Linked DNA regions of Homo sapiens: region 2 is linked to region 1. A link is an interaction called in ENCODE POLR2A ChIA-PET data of the cell type or tissue named here. Cell type or tissue: B cell. All regions are shown on one strand. Links, peaks and the distances in the headings refer to the core of each region. The heading gives the core; the rest is flanking DNA. Region 1 overlaps ACSS1 (acyl-CoA synthetase short chain family member 1). Region 2 overlaps APMAP (adipocyte plasma membrane associated protein).

What was found. ChIA-PET counts read pairs that join two places held together with the same protein. Peaks named below come from ENCODE experiments on the same cell type or tissue, not always from the same donor. Only the 100,000 strongest peaks of a DNase experiment are listed, where the experiment ranks them.
Region 2: POLR2A ChIA-PET joins it to region 1 with 5 read pairs; 16 of 35 experiments call an interaction of 5 or more read pairs at or near these places.

What each region holds. Positions count from the first base shown.
Region 1 is chr20:25,049,429-25,056,715 of GRCh38, forward strand. All of the region lies in intron 1 of ACSS1 (acyl-CoA synthetase short chain family member 1), which reads right to left. Among named protein-coding and RNA genes, the nearest start is that of ACSS1, 5.1 kb to the right of the region's middle. In B cell, for the core only: no CTCF peak of the experiment used is centred there; DNase peaks (open chromatin) are centred at 3,583 and 4,383; H3K4me3 peaks cover 1,797 bases; H3K27ac peaks cover 2,500 bases.
Region 2 is chr20:24,981,377-24,988,694 of GRCh38, forward strand. It overlaps APMAP (adipocyte plasma membrane associated protein), which reads right to left. Exons shown (of 9, transcript NM_020531.3): 2 at 2,527-2,643. Among named protein-coding and RNA genes, the nearest start is that of APMAP, 7.7 kb to the right of the region's middle. In B cell, for the core only: no CTCF peak of the experiment used is centred there; no DNase peak of the experiment used is centred there.

The DNA of each region.
Region 1 (7,287 bases), core at 2,456-4,955:
GTCCTGGGTGCCAATCCTGATCAAGGCCCCACACTGAACACTGAGGGAAATGCCAGGGCAGATTCGAAGCCCCTGCCATGGGTGCAGGAGACAGATGCAAACGTAAGAAACATGCAAAAGTGACCAAACACACAAGGCCGGTGGCGGCAGGCTCATGACACTTGTCCAAACAGGGCACTGGAGCTGAATTTACCCTGGGAAGGCAAACCCTGGGAAGTCAAGAGCAGCCTGGGGCTGAAACAATAATTACTGCAAGAGCCTCCACGGAGACAGCGCCCGCACCACCAGCATCTCCCATTATGGATGGGAGAACAGAGGCCCCGAGAAGTTAAGCTGCCTGGCCAAGGTCACACAGAGGCAGAGCTGGATTCAACGCAGGCAGATTGGCTCCACAGTCTGTCCCACCGCCCCACCCTCCAAAGTCCCCCGGTAACAGTCCAGTTCTTCACCAGGCGGTGAAGAACTGCTCTATGCAACAAGTGGGAGGGAAGCGAGCTTTGCCGGTAGTGGGGGAATTGGGGAGGAGGGATGAATCAGGCTTGGTCTTACAGACGGAAGACAGAACAGTTGAGAAGAATAGTGAGGCCAATTCAGGCAGGCGACAGGAACATGTAAACCCTGAAGGAGATGGAAAAACAACACAACTGCCAGGGAGAAAATTAATACACGGGTACAGCAGATATTAGCCAACGTGGTCCCTAGGCTGAGTCCAGCATACAGTTGTGCTAACCACCCTGACCAGGGTGTGCAGGCATGCGTGTGTGAGTCCAGTCCAATATTTAAAAATCGAGAGCTTTCACATGAAAGCCATGGACTTCTGGCTTCTGAACAATCAGCAGGAGACCATCCCTACACAGAGAGTCCTACACCCCGCTGCCTGCCTGTCACCTCCAGTGACTCTATGATGCTATGACAAGCCTGGGAATGTCTAGCTGAGGATCGACACTGTCTGCACCCACCATCCCCCCCGGGAGCTGGTCACAAATGCAAATCTTCAGCCCCACCCAGACCTGCTGAGTCCCAACCAGCCTCATAAGAAGCCCCAGGAGATGTGAACCCACTCTCATATCTGAAAAGCTCTGCCTGACATACTTGCTCCACTCCAAATTTGACCCTGGAGCCCCCCGGAAGAGTGGCCTGCCCAGGTGTAGATGAGCAAACGCCCTCTGCATGGCCTGGTGACCTGCCCAAGGCCCCAGCCAAGATGAAGCAGGAAGGGCTCGAACCACGCTGGACACTTCGCCTTGGCATTCATCTCATCGCCTCACCTGCTCCCACAGCAGCCAGGGCACCAGGACACTCTTCTCAGAAACAGTGACTGCCCAACTTCAAACAGGCCCTCACAGCCTCCCAGCCCAGCAGGACATCCTGCACCATTTTATACCAAGCAGGAAGGCAGAGGTGAGGAAGGTGGAGAGGGGCAGGCCAGCCCCAGGATGGACAGCACCCAGGTGCGGCTGGGTGGCCCGTGAGATAAGCCCTGTGTCCCTGTCTTTCCAGGGCTGACAGGTGGCCTGGGTCCAGCAGATCAGAACAGAGCCCCAAACACAGTGTCCCCCAGGTGCCTCGCCACATGCAGAGGTGCTCAAAAAGTGGCCACCAAGGCCCCAATGACCTGCCTCTCCCTGCTGACCGGGCCACATCTGGTGAGCTCCCCTGCCCTCAGGCCTTTGCTGTGGCTTCTCCCTGCCTGGGGCACTGTGCCCTCCTCACACCCACACTGCAGCTCTCAGCCCAAGGCGCTCACTCTCCCGAGCACCTCACTGTCCCAGACCCTGCGCATCCCCCAACTCTTCCAGATGCTCACTGCCTGCTGCGCTCCCTAGGGCGAGGGCTGAGTGTCCTGCTCAGGTCTGGGTTCAGGTAGCCTGGTCCAGAGCACAGAGCTGAGGAACAGACCACTTGCGTCCTCGAGCCAAAGGGTCATATTGAGGTGTAACTGGCACCAGGTGGTCCCCTCATGCCCAAGGGAGGGAGCAGACCTCTTCTTGTCTTTGTGGCTTCATCCCTTAAGTAGAAGACATTCTCTTTTTTGGCCCAAATCAGTGCTTCTCAACCTTGAGTGGCATCAGAAGTCCCCAGAGGACGTGTTAGCTGCAGCCAGTGTGCCCCGTCCCCGTTCTGGGCATCTGCATTTCTAACAAGATCCTAGTGATGCAGCCGCTGCTGGTCCTGGGACCCGACTCTGACGATGTGTGCACATGGACCTACATGCACATCCCCTTTCTATGCAGATGCAAGATTTCCAATGGTTTTCTTTTTCCTTTGGGACAGGGGTGATTACACATACTTGCCAGCCTCATGAGCCACTGGTTGGCAGCCTGGAGTCACCACTAAAAACTCAGGGTCTAAAGTCCAGCCCCTGTCCAGCCACTCACTAACCACAGACAATGCACATATCATTTAATCCAAGCCCATTTCCTAATCCTTGGAGTGGGTATAATGATCCTTGGTCTGGGTGGGACTGGAAGGACTAGGTGCCATTGGGTTGTTTCTGGCTGTGGGTCAGATGGAGTCAAGGTGTCCCCCAAGAAGGCAAACAGAACAACCCTCCCCCATCTTTGTTCTGGCCACCATGGCTGGTGCTCAGACCACACAGGCACCTGAAGAAAGCTCCATGTGGGGTTTGGGGGACAGTGGCCCTAACACCCATGTGCACATGGCTCTTCGCACATAGTTATGGTTCCTGCTAGTGCTTCAATTTCAGGATGAAAAGGTAGAAAGGAGGGGGAGGAAGGAGGTAAGAAGGTGAGGAAGGATGGAAAGGAGGAAGGAAGTGGGGAAGAGAGGGAGGAGGAAAAGAAAGTTTAAAAAAAAATCTGCCCAAAGAAATGGGCAGTGAGACAAGAAAATTCCATTTCTCAGCATTTCCAAGAAGAGTTGGGCAAGGACCCATGGCAATTTAAAGTGTAGCTGAAACTCCACCTCCTATTTCCGGCCTTTCCCAAGTTTCCCAGCACATGATGGATGACCTGTCCTTCGCCTCTCAGAGGCCCACACCATTTCACACTGCCCCATGCTCCCTGGTGGTCCCCATTACAGGGCACAATGCCATTCCCCAAGGGCAGGGACTGTGTCCCTAAGATTCCTTTATCATGTAGACTGGCGTTGGGAATTACATCACAATTCCCCTCCCACCTCAGTGTGGACTTACTCATTTACTGACTTATGGTTCATCTCCTCATTAGAATGTGGGCTCTGTGGTATTGAGCATTTTCTGGATTATTCATTGCTGTACATGAATTGGAGCCTTTATTTCCAAATCTGTGCAATGGGACCACCAACCACTTCATGTTGGTGCCATGAGGATGCGACAAGCCATGCGGAGCTGAGGGCCGGCCAGCCAGGGCGCTCCATCTCGCTCACAGATGCCCAGGGCCCCACCCAGGGCCTAACACAGCTGGACGCAGTCGGCCAATGCCCGTGGCTGGGGCAGGGGTTTGGTATTTTGTTTTAAAAAGGCATTATAAGAGTATTGGGATTTCCATTACAATCCTGACACACACGTACGAATTTTCAAGTACTCTTGTTGCTTATTTAAATACATCCCTCACACTCACACACCCTAACTGAAAGTGGAACCCAGCATACAGAAATTCAATTTGAATACGGAGTTACTATTCACAATGAGCTTTTTTTTTTTTTTTTTTTTTGAGACAGGGTCTCACTCCATTGCCCAGGCTAGAGTGCGCTGGCGTGATCTCAGCTCACTGCAACCTCCACCTCCTGGGCTCAAGGGATCCTCCCACCTCAGCCTTCCAAGTAACTGGGACTACAGGTATGCACCACCACGCTCGGCTAATTTTTTTTTTTTTTTTTTGAGATGGGGTTCTCACTACGTTGCCAGGCTGGTCTCAAACTCCTGGGCTCAAGCGATCTGCCCACCTCAGCCTCCCAAAGTACTGGGATTCCAGGCATGAGCCACGGCGCCTGGCCCACAATGGACTTTCTTTTAATAGCAATCTTCCCTGGCAGGCTTTGAGATATTACGTCAGTCACAAAAATTGTTTTGGACAATTTTCCCAAAGCATCTGTTATTTAAAGTAAGTCGTGCCCCTGACAGCTGGGGAGGACTTGGATTCCTCGGGAGGATCCTCCTCCTAAGATTAGGGGTTCCTTTTTCATGTAGAGTTCCCTGAAAAACCTTAGAAAAGTTACTTTAATCACTGGAATCACTAGGAGGAAAATGAAGCACAGGCGCACAGCGTCTTGCCGCTGTCAGTGTCCTGCCTTCTGAACGATTAGAGGCATGCCACAGAGAGGAAACTACAGCAAACACAGAGGAACTACAGCAAAAGGGCCTCTGTTCCTGCAATTAATCTCCAAAAAGCATCCAAGAAATTTCCCAGTGCTCAATGCTTGGTTACAAAGAGGATTTTTACACTCTTGCTTAAGAGTACACACACTGAAAAACATCACTTAAAATTGGGGGTTTTAAAAATAGAGCTTAGCTGTGTGTTTTGAAAGCAACACATGTCATTACCCTCTGGTTCTGCATTTACAACTTCCTGACATCTTGAGTTGATATGCCACAGGGCAAAAAGAGCTGCAGAGCCCTACAAAGGACAGAGCCAAATTTCACAGGTGGGAAAGAATCCCTTTTAGAACCTGGCTCTCCAAAGAACCTTCTGCAAGGCAGTTTTACACAATAGAAGCAAGTCACAGAAGGGCACAGACACTCTGTCTACCCTGCCCAGTGAGTCTCAGACACCATAACCTCAACTGGCTATTGGAGTTGTGGGATGGGCAGGATACTGTGGAGCTTTGAAAGCAACCTCAGCCACCTGCATGCTCTCCGAAGCCTATTCCCCACCTATCCCAGGCTGATCAGATGCAAGCCCATGTGGTCCAGTTCAGATGAAGCTCAGCTCTCTCAGCAGCACTGCCGAAGGCCAAGCACAAGGTCACAGCCTCCCCACATGCTTCATTAATAAATAACAAATAGTCAGTGACTGGGGATGTATAATGTGTTAAGAAAGTGCTGAGTGCCTTACAAGCATTTCCTCATTTCATTCTAACAGCCCTGGGATGGGTGTGCTGATAGATACTCCCATGGATAACAAAACAGGTGCAAACACTCAGGTCCCCTTCCCCAGGTCGGAAGATGCCTGATAACATCTGTGCTGGTCTCTTGGACCTCTGGTTGCAGGAAATTGCCTGGGCCCAGCCACCATGCTGTGACAAGCCCCAGGAGGTGCTTTGGGCCACAGTTCTGGCTGAAGCCAGCCTGCAAGTTGTCCCAAACAAGGCTCCAGACTTGGGAGTGAGAAACAGGCAGATGACTCCAACCTCAGACACTGAGGAGCAGGAGCAAGTGTTAAATAAAATGTATAGGAGGCCACTGGTCTGGACTGAGCTGCATGAGGCCCAATAGATCACACAAAAATGGAGTCACTCTTGCTAAAGTGCGGTGTCACCAAATGGAAACTAAGTTGTTTATCCGACCTTCTAAGAAACAAGGAGAGTGAAAGATAGCTAAATCTCCAAACAAGCTGGCATGATAAGGGAGCTCCTTCCACTTTCACCTTTACAACAAAAGTAGCTTTGAAATAACCAGTCCACTTTTTGTTCTCCATGTCTGCATCCTTCAGCCCCTTCTGTCTATAAAACCATCCTCCTCTGTTCAGCTCATCAAACATTCCTTCTGTTTTATGGAATGGGGTGTTTCCCAATTCTATAATCACGAATAAAGTGAAGTAAGGTCTTTAAACTAAATTTGTCCTAATTTTGCCCTTTGACATGAGTCATCCCCATCGGGCCCTGTCCAAAGTCCTGACTCACAGACTCTGCGAGGAATATAAAATTGTTGTTATCTTGTGTCACTAAACTTAGGGGTGGTTTGATGTACATCAATAGTAACTAGGACAGAATTCAGTTACATACGGCCCTTGTTTTACAGATGAGGAAACATGCAAAGTACAGTACAGGGAAAGCAAGAAATCAACCCGAGTCATGATTCTAAAGACACCTGGAGCCACGAAACTGTGTTGCGCCATCCACAGCCCATCATTTGCTTGCTGTTTGTTTAATAGGGCCAAGGCCAGGACACTAATCCCAATTCTGTTTTAGAAGTGCCTTCATCTGCCCTGGTTTGAGGCGTACAGGCCAGTGGTTCTCAAGCCCGAGTGTCCTCTGGAGCATCTGAAGGGCTCGTTATAAACACAGGTGTCAGGTCCCATCCCAGGGTTTCTGATTCCAGATGTCCAGGATGGGCTCCAGAATTTGTATTTCTCAAAAGTTCTCAGGTAATGCTGATGCTGCAGGTCTGAAGACCATGCGTTGAGAACCACTGGTATTCTTGAGGGGGTGAGGTGAAGCTTTCTTCAAGAGTGATATTCCTTTGGAACAAGCCATCTGACTTTATCACACACAGCTGACAGATCAGACCAAAGTGTTCTCATCCATCCCACGACTTTCTAGATGCTCCCAGAAGAGTCATGGCCTGGCCTGGCCCTTTTTCATACTGTCTTCTCTATGGTTTGCAGACACCGGCAAAGGAAAGAGATATTGCTGACCCATGAACAGGAGGGCACGCACATCCCAGGGGAGAAAGCTGCTGAAAAGCTGTTTTTCAAGTTAGTTTTCTGAAGCTCAATTTCTGGCTAACGTAGCCATAAAGGCCATATTATCAGAAGAAATAAGTGAAGGAAAAGGAGACAGAAGAATGCTTGCTGACCACACCCTGATCCTGACCGAGCGAGGTTCAGAAGGTCCTTGCTGTTGGCCCCAGGAGGTCCGCCCCACTGTCTTATCTGAGTGGGGCTGCAAGTGTGCACAGGCCAACTGTGAATGTTCCCCATGACCTTGGCCTCACAAGTCCAGAGCAGGTCACTTTCCACCTCTGTCCTTGGGCAAGCTGCTCTAGTCTCCTTCAAGGGCACATTGCCCCAACTCTGCAAACCAAAGGGTTTGGTTTTTTTCCCACTAGTTCAAGGGCACTTGCTGCTGACTCAATGTTAAAGAAAACACTTATCTAGTAAGTGACTCATTTTAATTAAACCAGCAAAGTAATATACAATTTCGGGGAGTGGGGGAGGTCCAAAGTTCCTTCCAATTTCTTTGAAAAATAACTGCAAGACACTATCTATAATTGTATGACTATTTCTGAAGTTATCTAAAATCGCTACTGCTTATGGGTCACCAGTAAGCGCTGGGTCTGCTGCACACCTTGCAGCACTCAGCCTAACCTCTGAGCATGACTGCCCCCATCCTCACAATGAGGAGACTGAGGGCTGGGGGGGCAGAACAACAAGGACAACTGAGGGAGGAGTTGGAGAAAATGGGGCC
Region 2 (7,318 bases), core at 2,513-5,012, 68 kb before region 1:
ATACTCAACTGCAGAGAAGTGACCCACTGTGACCCACAGACTGCACAAAGGTTTTCCTAAGCACTTCTGAGAACCAGCTCTCTGAGGTCCCCCACATCTCTCTCCCTAACACAGGAAGCCAGGGTGTGGGGCACTGCTCTCTCCCTCCCCAGCGGGTCTCCTGTTGGCCCTGCCTGAGTTTTATACAGTGCTTCTATTTGCTCTTGATGTCCCAGACCACCCATAAAGGTTGTTGCTATTTTTTAATATCTCTCAGTTTGACAGTTTCACCCGATAGTAAAATGTGTACTTCTAACAGTACTGCAACTTTCAACTCCCAGTAGAATTACTCTTTCTGTTGGTCTTTAAAATTATAGCAACCAAATCCATTCTCCAAAATGCTGCTCTATTTTTTTTTACCATAAATTTGACTTTAACTGATATTTTTTCAGTGACTAGAAACATTCATATCCTTCTATGAAAAATAAACTTTTTGTTCCCTTCTGGAGAGAAACCATGTCCTTCCACAGAGTGACTGTGGGCTGAGAGGGCTGCAGCTGAGTCAGCACCCGCTGGGATGGCGTGCATGGGGCATGGCCTGTGTTGTGGCCACGTTCTTGCATGAGACACACCAAGCTCTGTCATGTACCAGGCTTCTGCTTCTGCTCTGCATTTTGGGGCCTATCTTCCTGTTTTTGAGTGTGCCATGCCAAAAGCAGAGCCCAGGAGAGAGGCCCCTGTTGGCTGTGATTCCAATGCCATAAGCTGAGCCCAGGAGAGAGGTCCCTGTTGGCTGTGATGGTTCCACTGCCATTCTGAAAGCTGAGCCCAGGAGAGAGAGAGAGACCCGTTGGCTGTGACAGTTCCACTGCCATTCCAAAAGCTGAGCCCAGGAGAGAGGTCCCTGTTGGCTGTGATGGTTCCACTGCCATTCCGAAAGCTGAGCCCAGGAGAGAGGTCCCTGTTGGCTGTGATGGTTCCACTGCCATTCCGAAAGCTGAGCCCAGGAGAGAGGTCCCTGTTGGCTGCAGCGGTTCCACTGCTTCTCTTCCTTTCCTTCCTCATCAGGCTTTTCTACTCAACAGATAGAACTCACTTTGTACAAACAACTTCCAATCCCCAGTAGGCTCTGCTTCCTTTCAGTGTCTGGCCAGGGCCACATACCCCATTTCCCAATGCATTTCTTCACCACTCTTTCCACACATAAAATCATCTTTCCTGAGATCAAAGGTCTTCAATCACTGAGGCTCCAACCTCTCTCTCCAACTCAAAACTCAACCTCAGCCTCCTTTTCCAAGGCCAGCCCCCCAACCCAAGCTTCTAATCCCCAGCTGTGGACACAGTTCACTCCCCCACCTTAGCCAACTGGACTATCTAAGAAGGCCCAGGTCAGTTTCCCTTTGGCTAGAATGAGCCATCCTGCTCTGTAAAGAAGGGTTAGAAAGAGAGAAGCCCCTCCCTCAACACATCAGGGGACCCCCCCCCGCCACCCACCCCTGACGCCCCTCCTTTGGAGACAGGATGTCCTCAGGCCTGGCTCAGGCAGAAAAATCCATCTGAAGACCCACTGGCACACCAGGAATTACAGAGCTGACACTCTTGGAGCGGACTAGAGTCCCCAGTCCTTCACCCATTCTCAATCTTACATGAGCAAATTGTGTGTTTACAGCACCTTGTGCCTTTACTATTCTAAATCCAACAACAAAAAGTTCACTCAGCTACACATGTCAATCTAAGGTCAGAACCGTGTCCTCTACATTCTTAGTGAATCGGATCCAATATAAAGCCTTAATTTTTATGGATAAAACACTACATTATTCAGCTAGTATGTTATATTCACTCTTTAACTAGGTATAATTCTTGTCTGAAGTTTTTAAAGCCTTACCTGGACTAACTCATTTAAAATAAGCTTCAGATGGCTTCACCCCATCAGCAGTTGCAAGGGGAACCAGGAAATTACTGAACCAGACTGCACAACCCTCCTGCAACTATGTCAACATGGAAGTCATAGATCGTCACACTGATGAGAGCCTGGCTCTATCCCACTATAATTATAAACATGAATCTATTTCAGGGGGCTTTACATATACAATAGTTTTTTCAAATTATAATGGACTGCATTACTCATAGATCTCTATCGGTGAAAGGTAACTTAGGAAAAAAAGAACACTAATTATGGGTTTTGTAGAAAATCAGTTACTTACAAAATTTAAATGAGGTAACTGAAGCTCCATTTGTGTGTGTTTTTGCTACCTGAAATGAATTATAGTTGACTGTCTAATGATTATTAAGCTTCTCTAATTTTGAATTTTTGTTTTTGGTTGATGCAGTTTTTTTAAAACAATGACAGGGAAAATACCATGCATATTTCCTGAGTAACATCTAATTCAGCATAAAAACCCAGGTACTAAAGAAATCACAAAACTCTATTTCTCCTAACTTACCTTTCAGATCAGATTGATTTAATCACCCTCCTTTCCTTGGAAATTATTTCAGCCTATTACATTTTGTCAAGCAACCCCTCCTGAGGACTGCGGGGCAGCCTACCTGAGAGGCTGTGGATCTATAGGAGATTCCAGCAGCATCATGGCTCCAAGCAGGGGAACGGTGAGAGAAACAGCCAGCATCAAGAAGGTCACTCGGAAAACTCTGCCGCTAAAGGAGCTGCCAGAAATAAAAGATACAAAGGCAATCAGCTGAGTCTCAGACAGTGACAAGGTTGGCTGGTCCGAAAGCCCTCCCGGCAGGAGCAGGGACGCTCATCCAGTTTCCCCACTGCAAGCTGGCCGACCTCTGGCTTGTGATTAAACTCTAGCACTATTTGCTAGGATTGGCAAACACACTTTTGTTGTTGTTCTTTTTTTTTAATCTTCCAGCTTCCCCTGTGTGGGATACGTTGGATCAGTTACTTTCCAGATCTTGAATCCTCCAGGAGGGTTTTAAAGAAGGCAAACTCAAAGAACTGATGAACACAAAATGTAATGGGGAAAAAGAGTTCTAATGACATAAATGATACACACTCATCCACAGAAAAGGTGGGTAATTCTCAAAAGCTACGCATTCCCGGTGTATGGATTCAAAGCAGCAACACTCAGTACTATGCAGCCCTAAGATTCTCACAGATAGAAGAGACAGCTAAAGTCATGAAGGAAATGGAAGCAGAACAACTTCCTGAGGATCCAATTCCCCAATCACTTTTCCCAACCTACTTCTAAGAATTTAAAAGGAAATCCCAGATCTTCAACCTAATAGAAGAAGTCTGGCAGATACTGACAGTTATCCACACAGGATCTATAAAATTACAATTCAAAGTCATCACTCCTGAACCCTTGGGAAGATATGAAAGCTTCCCTGGGAATCCTGGGTGAAGTTTTTGGACAAATGACCAGTAGTGCCTTAAATATCTCTGAACCAATCTTCACATACAGTATCTCTCATCTGGCAAACAAGTGAAAGCATTTGGCCTCTTGCTACTAAATAAACCTCATAGGATCATTACTTGCTTACATGAATTGAACTCAAATTTACTAAATGCTTGGCATTAATATTAACTTAAACAAAATCATGAGTTCCTAAGGTAGAATTTTTTTCTTCCATGAAAAAAAGTGTTGACAAAGAAAAAAGTCAAGACTCACACTTAACAAAACAGACTTGATTTAAGGGGGCAGGGTTTGATTTTTGACAGAAGTGTAGTCTTCTGCCATTTAGACGTGTTAAACTCTGTTCTGGGTATGGTGTAGAAACATAAAGGCCAAGCCCTCTTTCCCAACAACCAGCCAGGGAACTGCAGGCCAGTTTCTCCACTCCAAAACCCACAGTTTCCCCCAGTGTGAAACGGGGTGTTGGGCAGGGTAACTTCCTGAACATGCATGATCCAGTCCTGAACATGCAAGATTTTTCACAAACGAATAAAGCAGAAAAGAAAAGAAATCCCTCTATTTCTACTGGGGTAGGTGGAAATAAAGACAAAGGAAAGACTAAGGGGAAGAAGAGGGAGCAGCTTTCACAAAGTGTCCCTTGCATTTTGGACAGCACCTCTGCAGAGTGGCTGGGTTCTGCCACCAACCTGAGTGGGCAGGAAACAGAGCCTCCCCAGAGCCTCCAGAAACACAGCCCTACTGACACCCTGATCTTAACACAGTGAGACCTGCCCAGGACTTCTGGCCTACAAAACTATTACATAATAAATCTGTGTTGTTCAGGACACTCATTGTGTGGTAATTTGTTAATGGCAGCCATAAAAATTAACAGTTTTCTAAGTAAATTAGTTTCCAGCACCCTGGAAGTGGGGTGTTGCTGTAACAGATATCTAAAAAAATGTGGAAGTAGCTTTGGAATAGAGCTGTGGGTGAAGGAAGGAAGAATTCTGAGGAGCAGCACAGAAAAAGCCTAGATTTCCTTGAACACATTAGTAAAACTACGGATGTTAAAAGACTCTACTTGTGAGGTCTCAGAAGGAAGAGGGGAGCATAGCAGGAAAAAAAACCATTGCCTGGGAGAACACCTAACTGGGCACGAACACTGCTGGCACTGCTGGGGAGGGTGCAGAAGGATGTCACGAGCATGGGATTGGAAACTGGAGCAAAGTGGATCCTGTAACACAGTGGTAGAAAGCTTGGCTGAATCGCGTCCTGCAGTTATGTGAAAAGCAGAGCTTCTAAACACTGAAACTGGACCCAGCTGAGGACATTTCCCAGCACAGTGTTGAAGGCAAGGCCCGGTTTCTCCTGCTGCTTCCTCCTCCAGAGCAGGACAGGCCCGAGGGCAGTGTTAACCACTGCCTTCTTCCTTTGCCATTTCCCTTTGCTGATGAGAATTCTGTGTCTATTTTTCTTCTAATAATCTTCCAAAAATGAATTTTGTCCCTAACTTCCTCCCCTTCACTCATAAGGGGTTCAGAGCTCACCCCGTACACCTGAGGCCAGGTAAAATGCCACATTGCCAGTCCTTACCCCTTTTATTAGGTGGGAAAGGAGGTGGTCCAGACCCTACAAACACAAACAAAATGCCACAGACACACCAGGGAGAGGCCAAGGGAGCCCAGCTCCTGGAAGAGGGCAGGTGAGAATGAAGGGGAAAGTCAGGTCAACCTCTCCCTCCCAGTCCTGTCTCCAAACCCCAGGACCAAATAATCTTCTTCTAATGTGACTGACTTATACCAGTCATGGGTATAAGCACCACAGGCATAAAAATGTCTACAAAGCACAGAACTACGACCTGACATGACGGCAGGCTCATGCAACCTGAGAGGTCTGCAGCAGGGAAAGGAGTAAGGGCCAGGAAAAGAGGAATGGCAAACAGTCCAAATGAGAGTATGCCAAGAAATGTGCTTTACGTGGGCAACCAGATGGAACCAGGTATCTCTCTCCTTCACAAATGAGGGAAGTGGGCAGGGAAAGGCTCAAGTGGCTTTCCCACAGCCAATGCAAGAGCTGGAAAAGCGCAACTGAGAGCCAGATGTGACTCTATGGCTGCGGTCACCATTAGAAGCGCTGCCTGCCAAGAGCAAGAGGAGGGAGTGGAGGATGCCCAGACCTAGAGCCCTCAGAGCGGGAGTTTGAAAGCTCTGTGAAAATTCATGGTGATCTGCCTATTCTAGGCATTTCATATAAGTGGAATCATACAACAAGTGACCTTTCATGACTAGCTTCTTTCATTCAGTGTGTTTTCTAGGCCCATCTAAGTTGCAGTATGTATCTGTACATGGTTCCTTTTACCAGTTGATTATGTATGTATCTACCACAACTTGCTGCCCACTCATCTGGTTTTTTGTTTTTTAAATATAAAGACACGGTCTCAGTATGTCAACCAGGCTGGAGTACAGTGGCATGATCATATCTCACTGTTATCTCAAATTCCTGGGCTCAAGTGATCCTCCTGTCTCAGCCTCCCAAAGTAGCTAGGACTACAGGTGTGCACCACCACACGTGGCTAATTGTTTTACTTTCTGTAGAGAAAACATCTTGCTACATTGTCCAGGCTGGTCTTGAACTTCTGGCCTCAAGCAGTCTTCCCACCTTAGCCTTCCAAAGTGCACCCTGAGATGAGCAGGCATGAGCAACCATGTCTAGCCCCACTCATCTGCTGAACATTTGTGTGGGAGGGGGAAATGGGAGTGATTACTTAATCAGTACAAGGTAAACACCTTGCTTTTATGGGGTGATGAAACAGTTTTGAAAGCAGAGAGAGTTGGTGGTTGCCCAACATTGTGAATACACTAAATATCACTGAACTGTGCACTTTAAAGTGGTTAATTGTATGTTATGCGAATTTCACCTCAACTAAAAAAAAAAGTTGACAGTGACAAGAATGTTCTAAACTTGGATTGCGGTAATTACTGCAAAACTGGCCATTATACTAAAAATCACTGATTTGAACATTTTAAGTAGGTTAATTTTATGGTATGTGAATTACATCTCAATAAAGATGTTAAAAAAAAACAAAAACAAAACAAAGTCAGTGACTCCACCATGCAAACTGCCACTCCAATGGCTAGGACACCCTTCAACCCAAGTGATTTTCTTTAAGTGACCTAAAGTCTTCCAACACAATAGAAATGAAGTACTTGTACAATAAAGCAGGGCTGGTTACAAGTAAATGACAGAAACGCTTCTGACAGTGTGAACCCCAAAGAGAGACAAAGCATATGGAAAGGTGGATGGTGAAGATGTGTGGCTGCCAGCCCTGAGAGCTGCCCTCACTGCACTCTGGTACTGAGTCCAACAGGGACTGCCTGCCTTAAAGGAAGCTGATGCCATCACCCACCCCACTCCCAGGAGAGAAGAGTCCCTCTAGGGAAGGTACATTGTGTTTTCACCTCATGACCTTCATTATAAACAGTAACAATCTTGCCAAAACGCTACTTTTTCCTTGCCTAACATCATTCTACCTAAGGCAGATTTTCCTCATCTGTCTTGACTCCAACATTGTGACCTCTACTTTACCACACTGCAGCTTATATTTTTAAAATCTTGATGTGGTAATCTGATTCAGAGCTGGTGGCACCCCATTTAAATACCTGGTTGCCCCTTCACACAATAGTTAGAGGCTCAATTATGTCCCAAACAAAAAGTCCAGCCAGGACTGAAAGCCACGGGGCTTACAGCCAGAAAGGAGGCCAAAAGTCCATTGACAAAGATTTGTGTCCCAATGCTGCGGGATCTACCATACCAGTAACACTCTCCTAAAGCTGGAGAAGAATTTAGAGGCCACTCAGTCTACTGTTCCCAAAGGCAGCCAACTCCTGGATGGGCTACATCAAGATGACCTGGGCCAGAGATTCTGCTTTGGTAGGTACAGGGTGGGCCTGCGAACTCTTTCATCGGTTGTTCCTCATGTG